Regions from separate parts of the Homo sapiens genome. Here region 2 is linked to region 1. Evidence: read pairs that join two places in POLR2A ChIA-PET (ENCODE). Cell type or tissue: B cell. All regions are shown on one strand. Links, peaks and the distances in the headings refer to the core of each region. The heading gives the core; the rest is flanking DNA.

Region 1 (2,500 bases), core at 1-2,500:
GCTATGGCTCTTGGATTTCGAGTACCAGAAGGACTAAGGTAGGCCCTGCCTGCCTTCCAGATGACCATCTAGGTTCAGTGTGTGGGCTCATCTGCTTGCTTGTTTTTCCAGCTGCCCGGGTGTCTTCTTGATGCAGTGTGCCAAGGTGAAGAGTCTTGGTTGGAGAGAAGGTGGGAATATAGAAGTACAAGTACAGAGAAGGGGACCTGCCCTACAGCTGGCCACTCTTTCCCCCACACTGTTGGCCATTCTACCCCACACTGGGTCTTGGGCCCATGAGAGGCAGGGCCTGGAGTGAGGTGCTCGGGTGCGCCAAGGGCCAGGTGGTAGTGTAGGGGGTACCCCGACTTAGGAAGGCCAGGCCTGGATTCAGGTCCTGCCTTCACTGTCTCCCCAGGCACAGACAAAACAGACTCTACTTACCCTCTCAGGGCCTCTTCAGAAGACGAGGCAGGAAGGGACATCGGGCCTCCCTTCCAGGTGTGACATTCTGATCAGGGTCTGTGGGACTGCTCTTCCTTGAGCTGCCTGAGACGCCAGCATTTGTTACATTTGCCTGGAGCCTGTGTTGAAGAGGGAAAGCTCTGAGTTCAGAGTGGGCAAGAAGATTTGGCTTCTTTTCCAGGCTCTGCCACACTTAACTCCGTTGAGCCTCAGAACCCTCATTTGAATTTGCCCATCCTGGCAGCCACACCTGGCCGGTGTGAGGATCACGTGGGTGGTGCATGCGAGGGCGCCCTGAAGCCGGAGAGTGCCATCCGTGCCCATCTCATGCGCTGCTCTGGACAGGCCTCACTCCCTGGTGGTGTACTGTTGCTTTTTGAAATTTGGTGACAGGCACTGCCTGCCCGCCAGGTGTCAAGCGAGTGGCACTAAAGAGCCACCCCTGGGTCACACGTCCAAAGGAAGTGCTGCTTCAGAGGGAAAGATGGAGCAGATGTGCCCCCGAGTGTTGGAGACGCAGCAGAGTGCTCCAGGGAGGAGGGGTCCTCTGACCAGGACCCGCTCACTGCTCGGGAGCTCAGGAGGGGTGGCCAGCGCCCAGGGCACGCAGGAGTGCTTTGAGAAGTGGTAAATTATAGCACCTGTTAGCAACAGATGGAAACCCGTTACCCTGATGTTGAGAAAAACCAAAAAACTTCCATTTGCCAGAAGCTTGACAGCATCTTTGTTCTTAGAACCAGTGAACCAAGTCTTCTATTTCTTACATCCCCCTAAAAGGCAAAGCATTTACTATAAACCCCCCACCCCCGCCCCATGCATGCTCAGTCAGGTTCCAGTCAGGTGGAACTCCCCTTGTTGGATTGGTTTTTCCCTTCCACTTCTTCTTTTGAAAATTGTATTGATTGGGCATTTTTTCTGATTATAAAAGTAGCCTCGCCCGTTGTGGAAGTGTGGAGCGTACAGGGAAGTCCGAAGGTAGCGGCCCCGCAGCGCAGCTCGGACTCGCCGGCCGCTCACACGCGCTTCTGCCTCTTGCTAGGAGAAAGCCTTTTTGGCTTCTTTAAATGCTTGCTTTACCTGATGCTCCCTTTTTCTAATTTCATTTCCTAATTCTGTTCCCAGTATTCTGTTATATTGTTCTCTGTGTTGGGAAGGGCGTATGAGGATGTGGCCTACATAAAAACAGCTGAAAGCTGTATTTTGTGCTGTCCAGAAAGCAGAAACACGTGTTGTAATTATTACCCGTGCAGGCGCCTGCCTCTTCCTTTTGGATGTGTTTGGTTGTGTATCACATGGGCGCTGTTCCGCTCCACAGCATGGCCTATTCACCTGTGACACCAGTCCCAGGAGGTGGCAGGGACTGTTCACTGACGTATTTGATGGGATTCATCCAGGTGTTCCAAGCCTGAAGACAGACTACACTTTGAAGCCGAGGTTGACTGTAGGTCGGCTGTAAGGCAGAGTGTATTGTTGAGGAAAGAAATCCTCCCTCGTACCCATGCATTCGGCCGGCTGTGCCGTGTGTGCTTAGCACATTGGGTACACTCAGCATTTCACACGCATGCACACTGTCCCTGGCTTTGGTTTTGAAGTTGTACCCAATAGCAGATTCAGTGTGCCCAAGGTACGCCACGCTGGAAGGGTTCAAAGACAGAAAACACCTGTATTCATGCAGCTGCACCGCTGAGCGGCCTCTCAGCCAGCTCTTTGTCTTGTTGGCCTTCTGTTGAGTAAAACAAGGCCATTTCTTCAACCCTGTTCTCTCTGTAAACCACACACTGCCCTCCCCGCGGGCCGAGGCCCCGTGTCTTCCTGGGCTCTGTTGTCCCTGTGTGTGCTCTGTGGTTCTGTGATGGTCCCTTGCCAAACTCCTCTCCCTCGTCCTTGAGTAGCCATCAGACCCCAGATCTAGAGATGTCTCTCTGCACACTGTCTCTCGATGCCCCGTCAGCACTCCTCCCAGCATCGTTCCTGTAAGTTTTGGCGTGTCCTGTCAGCTCACCCCTTTGGTCTCACAATCCAGAGTGTGACAGCCCCCAGCTGCAGCATGGGGTCC
Region 2 (3,382 bases), core at 500-2,999, 260 kb before region 1:
TCAAGGTTTGTAAACACACCAATCAGCACCCTGTGTCTAGCTCAGGGTTTGTGAATGCACCAATCGACACTGTATCTAGCTACTCTGGTGGGGCCTTGGAGAACCTTTGTGTCCACACTCCCTATCTACCTAATCTGGTGGGGACGTGGAGAACCTTTGTGTCTAGCTCAGGGATTGTAAACGCACCAATCAGCGCCCTGTCAAAACAGACCACTCAGCTCTACCAATCAGCAGGATGTGGGTGGGGCCAGATAAGAGAATAAAAGCAGGCTGCCCGAGCCGGCAGAGGCAACTCGCTCTGGCCTCCTTCCTTAGTGTGATAGCTTTGTTCTTTTGCTCTTTGCAATAAATCATGCTGCTGCGCACTCTTTGGGTCCATACTGCCTTTATGAGCTGTAACACTCACCACGAAGATCTGCAGCATCACTCCTGAAGCCAGCGAGACAACGAACCCACGGGGAGAAAGAAACTGAACACGTCCGAACATCAGAAGGAACAAACTCCAGACGCGCCACTTTAAGAGCTGTAACACTCACCGCGAGGGTCCGTGGCTTCACTCTTGAAGTCAGTGAAACCAAGAACCCACCAATTCCGGACACAACATGACCTGGGGCAACTCACTGAAACCCCGGTGCCTCTGCTGCTGCTGCCTTTTTTGTGTGTGTGTTTTTTGGTTTTTTTTGGAGATGGAGTCTCGCTCTGTTGCTCAGGCTGGAGTGCAGTGGCACGATCTCGGCTCACTGCAAGCTCTGCTTCCCGGGTTCACGTCATTCTTCTGCCTCAGCCTCCTGAATGGCTGGGACTACAGGCGCCCACCACCACACCCAGCTAACTTTTTGTATTTTTAGTAGAGATGGGGTTTCACCGTGTTAACCAGGATGGTCTCGATCTCTTGACCTCGGGATCCGCCCGCCTCTGCCTTCTAAAGTGCTGGGGATTACAGGAGTGAACCACCGCGCCCGGCCCTTTTTTTCTTTTTTGAGACAGAGCCTCTCTCACCCAGGCTAGAGTACAGTGGTTCGATTTCAGCACACTGCAACCTCCACCTCCCGGGTTCAAGCGATTGTCCTGCCTCAGCCTCCCGAGTAGCTGGGATTACAGGCACCCGCCACCATGCCCAGCTAATTTTTTTTTTTTTTGCATTTTTAGTAGAAACGAGGTTTCACCATGTTGGCTAGGCTGGTCTTGAACTCCTGACCTCCAGTGATCCGCCTGTCTTGGCCTCCCAAAGTGCTGAGATTACAGGTGTGAGCCACCATGTCCAGGCTTCTTCTTCTTTAAAATATATCATAGCATCTACTCCCTTAGAGGAGTTATGTGAAGATTAAATGAGTATGTGTGAAGCGGTTAAAACAGTTCCTTGCACAGCACAATGTAAGTGCTATTCATATTAATTTTTTTTAATTTTTTTGAGACAGGGTCTTGCTTTTTTGCCAAGCCTAGAATGCAGTGGCATGATTGTGGCTCACTGCAGCCTCCACCTCCCCAGGTACAGGTGATCCTCCCACCTCAGGTTTTGGGGGTTTTTTGGTTTTTGTTGTTTCTGTTTTTTTAGTAGAGGGGTTTCACCGCATTGTTCAAGCTGATCTCGAACTCCTGAGCTCAAGCAGTCTGCCTGCCTTGGCCTCCCAAAGTGCTGGGGTTACAGGCATGAGCCGCCGCATCTGCCTGGTATTAATATTAACGTTAAGGGAATCTCCCCTCCCCTCCCTTCCCCTCCCCTCTCCTTTTCTTTTCCGGCGTCTCACTTTGTCACCCAGGCTGGAATGCAGTGGTGCAATCAGCTCACTGCAACCTCCGTCTCCAGGGTTCAAGCAATTCTCCTCCCTCAGCCTCTGAGTAGCTGGGATTACAGGCGTGTGCCACCACACCCAGCTAATTTTTTTGTATTTTTAGTAGAGACGGGTTTCGCCATGTTGGCCAGGCTGGTCTCGAACTCCTGACCTCAGGTGATCCACCCACCTCGGCCTCCCAAAGCGCTGGGATTACAGGTGTGAGCCACTGCACCTGGCCAATCTTTTCTTTTTAATTACAAATAACAAGAGAGAGGATTGGGGGTTAAAACTTTGGGAGAGAAAAGGGAGAAGCCACGTAAGCAGAGAAGAGATGGTTCCAAGAGTCCCCATAGAAACTTGGCCTCAGAGAGGGACAGAGACCCTTCTGCTGCTGAAACAAGGCAGCCTACAGTCCCCAGGGTGTCCTGTCCATCTCCACCATGACTCCTGCCCAGGACCACCCCAGTGCTCAAGCAGGGCAGCCTCACCTGCTTTAGCACAGAAGCCTCCTGTCGGTTTGTTTCTCTGGGGGCCTGATTCCCTGAAGCAGCAGCAGGTTTCCCACCATCTTTATCGCTTTACCTCTGCCCAGGATTGCCACACGCGGTGCATGTGGGGAAGAGCTCATTGGGGAAGATTCTGGCAGAAAGATAACCAGAAAGTTTGCACCAAAACCCAGCCTGACCTCTCTCTCCCCTAAAAATCGGGTGCATAGACTTCCTGTTCCTTGCACAGCATAGTAATCCGTTTTGTTGCTAATATTTACCAGCCTTATCCAACTGTGAGGCCAGGCTTCCTCTGAGGCCTCTGGGACCTACCCCAGCAAACGGGTCCTAGAATCTCCACTGCCTCCCTTAAATGATGGGCTAGGGAGTGACTGGGGAGACGCAGGGTAGAACCCCAAAGACGTCGTCCTCATACTGTTCCAGACAGAAGGAGCCAAGTCTTGATCTGTGCTGGCAAAGTAATTTTTCAAACTGGAATTGCTGGTAAGGCTGCTTCCCTAAAAGGCAACTCAAGTCCTGTCCTCGGCCTGCCTTTCCCTGGAGCCATGGCTCCCTGCCATTGTGCAGACACTTCTCTAGATTCTCTAGGGCACAGGGTTCTTCTAGTCCATTCTCCCCCATCTCAACCCCTTAACTGCCCTCTCAGCTACCCTCAGCCCACTCAGGATAACAATGAACATTTGGAAAACTTCTCTAATAATGCTCTAGAAAAGCAAAAACGGCGCGGTGGCTCTCGCCTGTAATCCCAGCACTTTGGGAGGCTGAGGTAGGCGGATTACTTGAGGTCAGGAGTTCAAGACCAGCCTGGCCAACATGGTGAAACCCTGTCTCTACTAGAAATACAAAAAAAAAAAAAGCCAGGCATGGTGGCGGGTGCCTGTAGTCCCAGCTACTTGGGAGGCTGAGGCAGGAGAATCACTTGAACCCGGGAGGTGGAGGTTGCAGTGAGCCGAGATCGCACCACAGCACTCCAGCCTGGGCGACAGAGGGAGATTCTGTCTTAAAAAAAAAACAAAAAACAAAAAAAGCCGGGGCGCGGTGGCTCACGCCTGTAATCCCAGCACTTTGGGAGGCCGAGGCGGGCGGATCATGAGGTTAGGA

The links. Peaks named below come from ENCODE experiments on the same cell type or tissue, not always from the same donor. Only the 100,000 strongest peaks of a DNase experiment are listed, where the experiment ranks them.
Region 2: POLR2A ChIA-PET joins it to region 1 with 13 read pairs; 2 of 35 experiments call an interaction of 5 or more read pairs at or near these places.

Annotation. Positions count from the first base shown.
Region 1 is chr22:17,794,652-17,797,151 of GRCh38, reverse strand. The region is part of intron 29 of MICAL3 (microtubule associated monooxygenase, calponin and LIM domain containing 3); the gene reads left to right. Among named protein-coding and RNA genes, the nearest start is that of LINC00528, 19 kb to the right of the region's middle. RefSeq lists enhancers at 1,271-1,340, 1,461-1,570, 2,188-2,500. In B cell, for the core only: CTCF peaks have their summits at 617 and 845; DNase peaks (open chromatin) are centred at 240 and 1,241; H3K4me3 peaks cover 404 bases; H3K27ac peaks cover 2,236 bases.
Region 2 is chr22:18,049,667-18,053,048 of GRCh38, reverse strand. No RefSeq gene overlaps it. Among named protein-coding and RNA genes, the nearest start is that of LINC01634, 22 kb to the right of the region's middle. In B cell, for the core only: no CTCF peak of the experiment used is centred there; no DNase peak of the experiment used is centred there.